2 separate regions of the Mus musculus genome follow, and region 1 is linked to region 2. Evidence: chromatin contacts called from ENCODE Hi-C or POLR2A ChIA-PET data. All regions are on one chromosome and are shown on one strand. The core of a region is the stretch at or near the end of the contact, and the rest is flanking DNA. Distances in the headings are between cores, read along the strand shown. Region 1 has its middle 13 kb from the start of Pdik1l. Region 2 holds the start of Extl1 (exostosin-like glycosyltransferase 1).

The links. Hi-C counts contacts between places; a loop is a spot of excess contacts on that map. ChIA-PET counts read pairs that join two places held with the same protein, here RNA polymerase II (POLR2A).
Region 1: a map of regulatory T cell shows a loop between it and region 2 (1.9-fold over the local background). The contact joins the enhancer-like site here to the promoter of Extl1 in region 2. A Hi-C loop is called at or near these places in 3 of 37 maps with a recorded cell type or tissue (mouse trophoblast stem cell and regulatory T cell). POLR2A ChIA-PET finds 5 or more read pairs at or near these places in 3 of 5 experiments (Patski and embryonic stem cell).

What each region holds. Positions count from the first base shown.
Region 1 is chr4:134,297,336-134,303,181 of GRCm38, forward strand. No RefSeq gene overlaps it. Among named protein-coding and RNA genes, the nearest start is that of Pdik1l, 13 kb to the left of the region's middle. Within about 2 kb of position 2,276, at least 1 of the 3 ENCODE cell types and tissues checked has a DNase peak (open chromatin) inside an H3K27ac peak, as active enhancers do.
Region 2 is chr4:134,369,348-134,375,923 of GRCm38, forward strand. It overlaps Extl1 (exostosin-like glycosyltransferase 1), which reads right to left and starts at 3,200. Exons shown (of 11, transcript NM_019578.2): 1 at 1,611-3,200. The coding sequence starts at 2,371.

The DNA of each region.
Region 1 (5,846 bases), core at 1,026-3,525, 73 kb before region 2:
TGTTTCAAGTTCCAGGAGTAAGGACGTTATAGAACCTCCTTGAGGTCCATCTCTAGGGCATTTTCTTAATTAGTGATCAAAAGGGAAGGGCCCAGCCTGTTGTGGGTAGGACCGTACCTGCACTGGTAGTCCTGGGTTCTATAAGAAGGCAGGCTGAGCAAGCCAGGGAAAGCAGTCCAGTAAGCAGCACCCGGCTGTGGCTCCTGACTCCAGGTTCCAGCCCTGCGTGGGTTCCTCATCCCTTCAGTGATGGACTTCGATCTGAAAGTATGAGCCAAGCAAGCCCGTTCCGCCTCAGCTTGCACATTGGTTATTGTGTTTCGCTCGCAGCAATAGAAACCCTAACTAAGTTACCTTCCTAGTGGGAAACCAGCCTGCACATTAGAGGTGAGAAAAAGTCTTTCTACCCCAGCACATTCAACTGGAGCTCAGGCCCAGGTAAGAGCTGGCTCTGAGCAGAAGACTTCAGCATCTTCTATACACCTTAGGCTGATGCAGTTCATATACGTTGTCCTCTTTAAATCTCTTTGAGGTCCTGGCTCCAGGCTACATTTGGAACAATTTAAACAGAGACTGGAGACTGCAAGTCTGGCCGCTGAGGCAGATGGGAGATTTACATAGCAAAGATTGCCAGAATCATTTCTTAAGTACACCAGCTTTGTTCTCTTTGAATAGTTGCTACCTAGGCCATCTTGCCTACCTGGCAGAGGTGTACTTTTTCTCAAGAAGAAAACTGGGGCCTTTCTGGCTTTATGGCAGACCAGGGCTTAGCACTGTCCCCATGAGTGGCCTGTTAAGAGTCCTGATCTTTGGGAGAGGGACCTGAAAGCGGGAGGCCATCCTGGGGAACAAGCATTTGCATCGAACATCATAATTTTTCCTTATCTACCTATCTTTGGGGTGATTTGGGGCAGGGCTCCCTGGGCTAAATTCTACTTTGTGCGGCTTAGCATCTTCTAATCAAAGCTATTAGCAAATCCTTTATAGCATCAATCCTATGACCTTGAGTTTCTTCTATATCAAGGGATATATTTAAACGGAGTGGTTAAGGAAGGCTTAACCTGGGAAAGGGGACAGCTCAACCAAAGGATTATTATACAATAATTGTAATAATTATTATTACAATTATTATAAAAACAAATTTATTTATTTATTTATTTATTTATTTATTTATTTATTTATTTATTTATTTATTTATTGTGGCAGGTGTGGGAGGCATGCACACCCAAAAGGGGCATGCGTAGAAGTCAGGGCAGCTGTGGCCGTCAGACTTTGCATTCCACCCTATGAGTTTATGGACAGAACTCAGGTCATCAATTTTGGACATCCATGCTTTTACCTACTGGGCCATCTCACCAGCCCTATTTATTTGTTCTGTGACAAGGTCTTACTCTATAGCTCAGGCACTGACCCCAGCTAACCATGATCCTCTTGCCTCAGCCTCTGAAAGACTGAGATTCCAGGCAAGAACCGCCACATTCCTCTAGAGGCCAACTTTCGATGTTTGGAGACAGGGTCTCTCTATGAAGCTCCTGCTGTCCCAGGACTCACTATGTAGACCGGGCTGCCTTCAACCTCAAGATCTACCATAGCCTGACAGGCGCTGACTTTTTTTTTTTTTTTTTTTTGGTTTTTGGTTTTTGGTTTTTTAGTTTTTCAAGACAGGGTTTATTTGTATAGCCCTGGCTGTCCTGGAACTCACTTTGTAGACCAGGCTGGCCTCAAACTCAGAGATCCGCCTGCCTCTGCCTCCCGAGTGCTGGGATTAAAGGCGTGCGCCACCACACCCAGCTAGGCGCTAACTTTTTTAGGCAGAGAACCAAGCAACATAGGATGACGCTTCCTGGCACAGCGCTTAGTCATAGGAAAGAAGAGGGATGGTGCTGAGGGGTTGGCTGGTCAGAGTCACGCTGCAGTCTTGAGCAAAGGGCTTCTCCCCATCGCAGCCTCGCTTCTTCTGAGTTTAGCTGTACTTTCCCGGTTGCCTGCCTGCCTGCCTGCCTGCGGACCACAAGAGCAGTCACTTGAAAGGTGCATGCCCCTTCCAGGCAGCACCCACCTCCCGATCTCTTACTCCCCTTTTTGGCTGTGGAGCTCCCCGCCCCCACCTCCACGCCTCTCCCTTCCCCTTCTCCCTCCCCTCCCCCCTTTCCTAGGCTGAGTTGCTGGGTGCTGTGTTGCCTATAACAGGGCTTTGGAGGTTCTGGGACCTGAGTCCATAGCCTAGTGCTGACAATCAGCTCCTGTCACCGGGCTGTGTCGGGGGAGAGAACTTTACTGGTGTCTGGAGTCTCAAATGGGGTGGTGATGTCTGTGACAGCAGCTGGCACCCAGTGGATATTTGATAAACGGCAGTGCATGCCCTTTCCTGCCAGTCTTAGGGGACTGTCTTATTTTCTTCACAGCTTGGCTCTTTCGATCTGTGAGGCAGGAGGCTGCTTTAGATTTGGGGTGCCCCTGGCCCCCTAAATAACTTTCTGAAGAAGCCAGATGTTCCTGCTAGTCCCATGTGGAGGAATGTGGAGCAGCAGCTCCAGATTATATCAGGGACTCAGGCCTGAGGCACACCTGTCACCTGGTGAGCCACGCTGAAACGTGCTGGTCTGCTATTTTCACGGCAGTCTATCTTTAGCTAACTGGAAGTCTGTCCTTAGCCTCATCATATAGTTCAGAAACCAAGATTCAGAAAAGTAGAATCATTAAACCACACCATCCAGAGATGAAATGGAGACTGGGGTCATTTTTTTCCTGTCACCACAAACCCAGGCATCCTGTCACCGGGCCACTTGGCTTTACAGCCTCCTTAGCACACAAGTCAGGGGTCACCAAGCCCCATTCCCTGCAAAAGCAGAACAGAGAAGGGACTGGGCTTCTTAGGGTCCCACACTCAACTGGTCATGAAATTAGAAGGGTATAACCCCTGATCCCCAGCCCCAACTGAGAAAATGGGCAGCCTGAGACTTGAGGGTAGCCTGCCCCACCCCAAATTCAGACCAGAGGCTGCTCCCCTCCCTGCCCCCAGCAATGAGGTTTTCAACATGAACAGCTAGCACGCTCACAAGGAGGATGAGCTGAGTCACGGTGTATTTATAGTTGAGCCTCCTGCCTCTCCTCCTTCTCCAGGGTGTACCAGGTTCATGTGGGGCGCGAGCGGAGGGTGACAACCTGTTTATCATCCAAGGTGCCCAAGTGAGCTGTTGAGACACTCTCTGAGAACGAGGTCTGGATGCCGGCCCGGGCTTAGACCTGACCTGACCCTCACAATGCCCACACCCAGGCAACTCTTCCCTACCCCAATGGCCCCACCCTCTCCCAGCATTCCCCGGGGTACCTGAAGCAATCACACACCAGGGAACTCAGACTTGGATTAAAATAGGACAGAAATATTGCTTCTTCCAGGAAGTCAGCCTGGGTCCGTCTGGAGGATTGCAAGCCTCTGCTGGCCCCACTGCCACGAGTCAGGTGGTGAAGCCAACCTTAATATTTACCGGGACCGGCTACAAACCAAAACGCTAAGAGTTTTCACATTGCCTCTTTGTATGTTTATGTATTGTTCTTTTTAAAATAAAAGACAGTGTCTCTTTATAGTCCTGGCTAGCCTGGAACTCCCTGTGTAGACCAGGCTGGCCTCAAACTCACAGAGATTACAGAGACAGCCTCCCCATAACCCACCCCCCGTCCCCCGCATTGGGAATTAAAGATGTGTGCCATCATAGCTGGCTGTGAACTGTTTTTCTGAGATAGAGTAAGACTTTATTGTAGCTAGGATAACCTCAAATTCATAATCCTGCTGCCTCAGCCTCTCAAGGGCTGAGATTATGGGCTTGCTCCCTGATAATCCACTCTAAGAGTACTTTTCCCAGTAATACTAGAGGTCAAACCTCGGGCCCTGAGCATGCTGAGCAGATGAGCTAGCTCTCTAGAAAGCATTTCACTTTTTTCCATTCATTCATTCATTCATTCATTCATTTGTTAGTATTGTGTGTGTGAAGGGCGTGCTGACATGTGGACCATCACAGTCCTGAGAAGATCAAAGGACAACTTGCAGGAGTCAGTTCTGTCCCCTTAACATGTGGGTTCTGGGGGTGGAATTTGGGTCTTCTGGTTTGTTGGCAAGCACCTTTATCCACAAGGTTTCTCTATTCCATCCAGGCTGGCTTTGAACTTGGGAGCCTCCTGCATCAGCCTCTGGAGGAGCTGAGATTACAGGCCTGCACCATCACATTTGTCTTCTGTGACGTTATATCATCCTCAGAAATCTCTAAGTTCTACGTTAAACTAATGTAAAGTTTATAGGTGAAGGAATCAAAACTTAGAGTAGGCAACGTGCTGAGACCACACAGCTGAGCAGGGTGTGGTGCGGAAGGAATGCCTGATATCCCGGCACCAGGGAGGGGGAAGCGGGAAGATGAGAGGTTTAAAGTCATCCTCAGCTACAGAGCTCCTCTGAAGCTCACATGAAATCCTGTCTCGGAAGCAGGGTGATGGGGTGGCGGTGTACACCTTCAATTCCAGCACTCAGGAGGCAGAGGCAGGCAGATTTCTGAGTTCGAGGCCAGCCTGGTCTACAGAGTGAGCTCCAGGACAGTAGGGGCTACTTAGAGAAGGCTGTCTCAAAAAACTAAAAACAAAAACAAAAACAAACAACGGGGGCAGGGGTGGGGATGGGGTGAGGGTTGGGGTGGAACGAGACTCAAAATGAGTCTTCCTGGGTCCAGATTTCCAGCTGTGGGTAATCTTGGAGTTCCGACCTTCCCTTCTCTCGCAACCGACTCTCTATTTCCTTTTCTGTACCTACCTCCCATTGAAGGAAGGACTCCAGAAGCCTGTACACATTTTCCAGTTAGGTTTCACTGACTGTGGCCCTTTCAGGAGATGCTCCTTCTAAGTGGTTTGAACAGTTGCCAGCTTACCCCTGGCTCCAATTTCACCCCAGGAACCTGAGGCTCGGGCCATTCCACTGCTCTGCGCTCTGTGTTGTCTCTCTCAGCAGCCAGGCTCTGTGCTCCTCTGACTCAGAGCAGAGTTAAGGGAACAGGGAGAAGCCCTGGTTTGGCTTTTGGAATCTATTCTGCCTGGCCTCTGGGCTGTAGGAAGCTGGAGCCCGAGGTGTCAGAGTCCTAGAGCAGTTGGCCTCTGGGGCTGGATGTAGAGACAGCTAACCTCTGTGTGGCTGCAGCCTGGGCCTCCGAGTCCGGTCTTGTACAAGCATCGCTGGGCTCTCCAGCTTTCGATCCTCCAGCCCGACGCAGCCCTAACTCTGGTTCAGCTAGATTCCAGTCCAAGGCCTGACCATGTGTGGGGACCATGTGTGACAAAGCTGCTCACTTTGTTGACATCAGGGTTGTGGGAACTAATTGGTGATGTTCTGAGGCCCCAGGCTCCCCAACTTTCTGGCTACTCTGGTTCTAAATGTCCCTTAGTCTAGTAGCCAGGGCCCAGTGTGCCTACGGCTCTCTCCTCTCTCGTCTCCCTCTCTCCTCTCCCTCTCCCTCTCCCCCCCCTCCCCCCCTCTCTCTTTGTATGTGTGTGTGTTTGCATGCATACATATGCCTCCATGTGGATAACTTTCAGAAGTCATTTCCTTTTGTGGTAAGTGCTTTACCTCTTCTTTACATTGCTCCTCCTCCCCCTCCCCCTCCCCCTCCCCCTCCTCCCCCCTCCCCCTCCTCCTCCCCTTCCCCCTCCTCCCCCCCCTCCTCCTTCTTCTTCAAGACAGGGTCTTGCTGTGTGCCGAGGCTGTGTCGCGCCTGCTCTCGACCAGCAAGAACGACACGACCACCAGTCCTTCTAACAGCAGCTTATTCAGTCTTCATCTTTCTTCTTTCTCTTCATCAGTACCGTTC
Region 2 (6,576 bases), core at 1,950-4,449:
GCTTCTAGTCACAGGAGAGTCCCTGTCAGGGTCTGGGTCTGAAGATCCCCAGAAGGGCTGGAGGGTGTGTGTGTTGACAGGAGGCGGGTGAATGACAGGGCAGGCTCCCAGGAGGTCTCCAAGTGACTTCGGGAGGTAAGGATTCCATTCCCTGTAGATTCCCCTGAACCTTAAGTAGAGGTAGAACTGGAACTTGGCCAGGGGAGGGAGTCCCCGGGGAGAAGGGTGAAGCTCAGAGTAGCCATGTTGGAGGACAGGGAGGGAGACCACAGGAAGACACAGAAAAAGAGAGACTCCAGAGGGACTATAAACTCTGGGGATATGGAAAGGGAGCCTTGGGATCCACAGCCAGCACAACCTTGGAAGGAGACAGCTGACCTGCTGGGCACATAAGGGTTCAGTCGTTAGGAGTAACCACAGCTTCATCACTGAAGTGTGCCCAGCACAGGTCTCCATCCCCTTATGTCTACACAAGGATTCTCACAGGTAGGAAGTTCTTTAAGTCAGACCTAAGTCATATTTCTAAAACCAGAGGCTGTTATTTCCTTGAGAGATTAATCTCCAAAATTAGACCCAGGAGCAGTTTCCAGCTGGGACCAGCTACCAGGTTCGGTGGCTCCCCTGAGGCCTTGGACAGGATTGAACCCAACTCTTGCTTAAAACTCAGAAGCCTTCGGAGACAGACAGTTCTGTGTTCACTCTGGCCGGGTGGCCATGGCTAAGTTCCCTAATATATATCTTCTTTAGAATACAGACTCCTTAGCGACAGCAGTTAGAATTATTTTACTATACATAATAGCTTGTGTGTGTGTGTGTGTGTGTGTGTGTGTGTGTGTATAGGCCAGAGTTTGAGGGTGGGTGTCTTGTTCAGTCCTGTGAGTGGGTGGGGTACCCATGTGCCTTGGACCATGTGTAGAAGTCAGAGGACAATTTCCAGGAATCTCTTCTTTTTCAAACTTGTGGGCTCAGGGGGACGACAGAACCCTCCAGCCCTCAGGCTTGGTGGCAAGTGTCTTTGCCCACTCAGCCACCTCTCTACCTTCAGGGTCTCTCATTGATCTTGAAACTCCTAAGCTGGTTGGCTAGAGCTCTAGATCCTCCTGTCTCTACCTCCTCAACACCGGAAGGTCTCATGGGGTGGGGGTAGCGGAGGGGGAGGGGGCTTGAACTCATGTCTCTATGTTTGTAAGGTAAACACACCTTATGACTATGATCTACTTCCCCCTACCACGTCATTGTTTATGGAAGTGCTATCACCCGAGTGAGCGAATGGTATACAAATGTCTGTTACATAAAACGTTAGAGTAGGAGGGACCAGCATACCAGGCATGGAGGAGGTGGGAGGGGGAGGCAGCCTGCTATGTTTCTAAGATCCCCAAGGGAGAATTCCAAAAATCTGCCTTTCACACCCTCGGAGACTTATCACTCCAGCTTGGTGGAGATCTGCTCTGCTGTCTTAACCCTCTCTCTCCTACTGCGGCTGAGAGTTTGTCGGACAGGATGACAATCTTAACCCTTCACTCCATCCTCTGGATCTGCTCCTGTCCCAGCCGCCTCCCACTCAGGAGTTCCCTCCCACTCAGCGGCTCCCCAAGGGTAGGTTTACTTACTGCTGGGGTCCAGGGTCTTGCTCACAGTGCCTGTCCCAGAGGCAGGCTGAGGCGTGGGTGCTTGTGATACGCCACCTGCCTTTCTCCTCTGCTACCGCCAGTAAGGTGGCCCCAGGTTGGGGACTGTGCTGCTGCAGCTTGCCGGGAGCCCCACCTCGCAATGGGTGAGCTTCGGGGAGATACGGGAGCGCTAAATCGAAGCCCGGTCGGAAGATGTCCGAGGAGGGGCTGGCCTCAGCTACCATCGCCTGTCCCAGCCTGGTGCAAGGGGCTGGGTAGAGACTCAACACCAGATGGTTCCGGCCTCCGTTCCAGTTCGGAGGCAGGGGCCCGCAGGCTCCTCTACGATCCTGGCTGGGGAGAAAAAGGAGAAGGCAAGCGTCTGCTGGGCTGAGTGCAGAGTAGCGGGAGCCTTCCAAGGAATCCAGGATCCTGCGCTGAGCCTCAGAGGTCGGACCAGCCGGGGAGTGCACAAAGATCTTGAGGACCTTTCCCCTACACTTGGAGGTGTCAAAGCAGGCTCCCCAGGTGCAGCTGCTTCCCCGAGAGACCCGAGGGAGCTGTGCGACATCTTCTGGGTTCGTCTCAGACTGGGAGAAACTCTGTAAGAAGGCAGCATCCAGCCAGCGGGGCCAGCCTTGGGAGCGCCCTGGAAGAGGACCGGGCAACACTGCCAGGCGAAGGGGGAAGACTCCTAGGAGGACGAGGAGGAGCCAGAAGGCTGACAACGCCAGCCAGAAGGACTTTCTTCTCCACAGCATGTGGCCACCAACAGCTAGGACTAGAAGGAAGTGAGGAATTTCTGTAGCAAGTGGAGGAGGCGACCCCAGGCAGGAGGGAGCTGGAAATCAGCCTTCTGGTCCAGCGCTCTCACCATTGAAGGCAGGTCCCCTAGCTAAGTTCGACTAACCATTGGCCACCTGTGGGATTGACCCCTCGTGGGAAGTCCAAGGAGGCTCTGGCTTTCTAAATTTGCATTCCCACTCTCCGACTGCTTTCTCTACCTTCACACAACCTTGCCACCCTTTGCCCTCTCATCGGGACCTCTGCCCTGGGCCACTGCTCGGGCTGATGCAACCCTTGTCCAGACCACAAGATCGTGTCCATTTGCGCTCAGGACTGCACCCCTGATCTTACCCTTGACCCAAGGGCAGGCTATCTATGGAGAACTGTCTGGGTTCATGGGGAGTGGGTATCGGGAGGGGGTGGCCAAGGATGATGTAGAAGGAGGCAGGACTGTCCTCTCCCACTCTTCCCTCTGCCCCAAAAGCTCTTGAAAAAAACCCTGGCTACCCCTGTGTTTGGTGGCTGGCCTTCTGTGGCAGAACTATAAATAGACCTTGTGTCCATGTGGGCCACCAGAGCCAGCTGAAGTTGGAGCCGGAGTGCATCCCATGCCCGCCGCCTGGGGAATGAGAAGGTTCGGAGTGTGGTCTTCTTCCCCTCGGCTATGGCCCCTAACCCAGGCAGCTGCTCTGCACCCTCCGGCTAGGAGCTGTCACAGGGCAGAGGGCAAGACCTACGCTCCAAATTCCTGTTCCTGCCCCACAGGTCCAGCCGGCAGCTCCAGGTCCCACTCCAGAAGGTATCAAGTCGGTCCAGCTCTCTTTCGCAGCAGCAGCAGCCTGGCCACACCCCCGCCAGCTCTGATTGGCTCCTGGCTAGGAGGCAGGGTTTCCACTTAACCCCTTGCAACCTCTTTCGCTGGGGTACCGTTTCGTTTCTTTTTCCTTTTTTTTTTTTTTTGAGACGAGGGGGGTGGGGATGTTCCTGTAGCCCCGGTTGGTTTCAAACCCACCTTGCAACCAAGGACTTTGAGTCCCTGATCAATCTGTCTTCACCTCGGAGTGCTCGAATGCCAGCTACCTGCCATCACGCCTGGCTCTGGAAGATTAATAATGGTCAGGAGGGCACCATACCTCACTGGTGGCTGTGGATTGACAGTTTGCTTCTCTCCAAGGTCTTTACCAGTGATCCAAAGTAGATGTTTATCTGCCTTTCCCCCCCCCTTTTATTACGATTATCATTGTCTATTTTTAGAATTGATGTTGTGGTACTGGGAGTAGAACCCAAGGCTTTGTGCACACTAGACAAGTATTCTATCACTGAATTACATCACCAGCTCTTTTGTCTTTTTTACTATTGAGAAAAATGAAGCGCAGAGCAGGGATTGCCTTTCTTAAGGTGACCCAGCTTTGATGTGTCCAGGTGAAGATTTGAACTCAGAGCCTGGCCTGATGGGGCCTCTTCTTGTCCCCTCGGCCACTGAATGGAGCTGGGCAGTGTCTACCTGCATCTTTAAAATGGATTAACATCATTCCCTTGGAGGGTTGCTATTGTAGGTCCTACAAGAGCACTTGGTGGGGTGTCCTTCAACAAGGAAGTATCCTTCCGCTGGCCTCTCCTCCTTGGTGAGCAGCCTGAGGGCAGGGCACAGTGAGGTGCCCAGGAACATCCTCAAAATGGGATCAAGAAGAATCTGGCCTCTTGCAGTAAGAGGTAGGTCGCTCCGTGATAGACAGCTGCTCAGGCAAACCGCAGGCTTTCTCACGCAGGAGACAGGTGTGGGCATGCGCTGTTGCCATCCCACCAGGCTTGGAATTGGCAGAAGGTTCCCTTCCTCTAGGAAGCGGCTGAGACTCCTGAGTCAGAGCCAGGACCCTCCTTCAGGGGCTCAAGCTTGCTCTGGCCACATCCATGTTCAATCATCTAAGAGATCCTTCGCATCCTAACTTGGACCAGGTTCCCAGGGAGGCACTGGAAGTGCCATGCTGAATAAGAGTAATAGTGTAGGTGACTATGTCCTGAGCACGCTGGAAATGACTATAAAGGAGATATTACTATCATTCCCATTTTACAGAAGAGAAAGTTGAGGCTCAGGGAACTTGAGTAACTTTGCCTGTATTCCCATGGCTTAGCCAGGTCCTAAGCCATCTATCTATACATCTTCTCTTTTATTCTGAGGCAGTGTTTCTCTATGTAGCCAAGAACACACTATATAAACCAGGCTAGCCTTGATCTTGCGTGTCTCTGTGTCCCCTGTGCTAGGATTAAAGGTATATGTTACCATACCTGGCCATTCATTTTAAAAACATATTTATTTTTATTTGGTGTGTATGAGTGTTTGCCTCTGTGTGTGTGTGTGTGTGTGTGTGTGTGTGTGTGTGTGTGTGTGTGTGTGTGCCTGTGCATGCCTGTCTACAGTATTACAGTATGCATGCCCTGTGCCTAGGGGGGCCAGAAGAGGGCATCAGATTCACTGGAACTGAAGTTAGAGATAATTGCGAGCTGCCATGTGGGTTCTAGGAACCAAACCTGGGTTCACTGTATAAAAAAAAAAAAGAGCTCTGAGCCATTCTTCCAGCCTACCATCCATACCTTTAACCACTAAACAGGCAATGTGCAGAGTGAGATGGGCCCTCTCCTCTACCCCTGTTGTTAGAGAGCCTATGGATGGGGGAACCTGACAGCACACAGTGGGGCTGCTGAACCCAGGGGCCGAGAAGGCCTCTGAGGGTGACCTTGACCTTAGGACTGGAAAGGAAGCAACATTGTTTGGGGTTTGCCTGCACTGGGATGGAACCTTCCTACTTCCCCAAGCTGGGTAACTGCTCCCCTACTGAGCTGCCTCCTGGCTACATTTTTGTTTGGTTTGCTGGCCTTGAACTAGCTATGTAGTCAAGAAATCTCTTGAATGTCTGCTCCCCTTGTCTTGACCTCCTCAATGCTGTGATTGTAGGCAGGCACCACCAAGCCTGGGTTTATGTGGTGTCACACCTAACCCGGGGCCTCGTGCGTGCACGTTACACCCTACCAACTGAGCCATCCTCCCAGCTTCCAAATACGTTTTTGAGAAAAATCACCCTCCCTATGAGGAAGTAAGAAGTGGTCACCTTCTCCCTCATTCCACAATTATTTAGTGAGCGTTATCCCATGGGCCAGGCAGGCCCCGAGGGGAGCAGGTAGTGATAGCATCTTCACTGAAAATGGAGGCTTCTCTCCCAGAAGGAAACATAAGACAGAAATGAAAATCTTCCGTAGTGTCAGGGAAGAGTAAGAAAGGTGGCGTCAGGGGCCTGAGGTAGCCTTGCTATCAAGCGCCCCTCGGAGCTTCTAGGGGAAAATTGCTCCAAGCACAGGGGCAGCAAGGGACACAGGGGGCAGGGGCAGGAGAGTGGACCTGTGACCTGTTTTCCCAGCAACACACAGACTCCAGTGTCCCTGTCCGGGGTGATTAGATGATTGTGTAGCGCCCCCTCAAGAAAAGATTCGTCACACAAGAGGGACATCCTGTCTGATTGCCACCCTACCCCCAACCCTGGGCTCATGGCTGGTTCATGCTGGAAGCGTGCTTCCTTTGCATTGCAACATACATACATGTATATACACACAGCACATATCACATACATACATATACACACCACACACACACACATACACACAGAGACCATACACACACACACACACTCCCAGCATACACATCACATACACACACACACACACACACACACACACACACACTCCCAGCATACACATCACATACACACACACACACACACACACACACACACACACACACACCCTCTTCACCTTCATCCCTGCAGGAGAGACTCTCAGGCCAGCTGGGCCTGGGCTTGTCTAAACTAATTCCCAAGCTTGCCAGCAGGCTTGGGTGGAGGCAGAGAAGAGAGGTGTCCTCAGAGCATCCTGAAAACAGACTTGGCCGGGCTGTGCCAAGGGCTCCCCGGGCACACTCATAGAAGCCACTAGGAGGCCCGTGCCCTGTAGCTGGGTGCTGATTTATGGGATGGACACTGTCATCCTGGGGAGCAGGGAGTGGCCAGGCAGGAAGGTGAGGACACAGGGAGGCCAGGTGGCTTCAGTGGGGCAGAGGTGAGGCCCCTTAAGCAGGGCGGTGTTTGCCTCCCAGCTACGGTAGCTGGTAGCTCTGCCTCCCAGCCTGGGG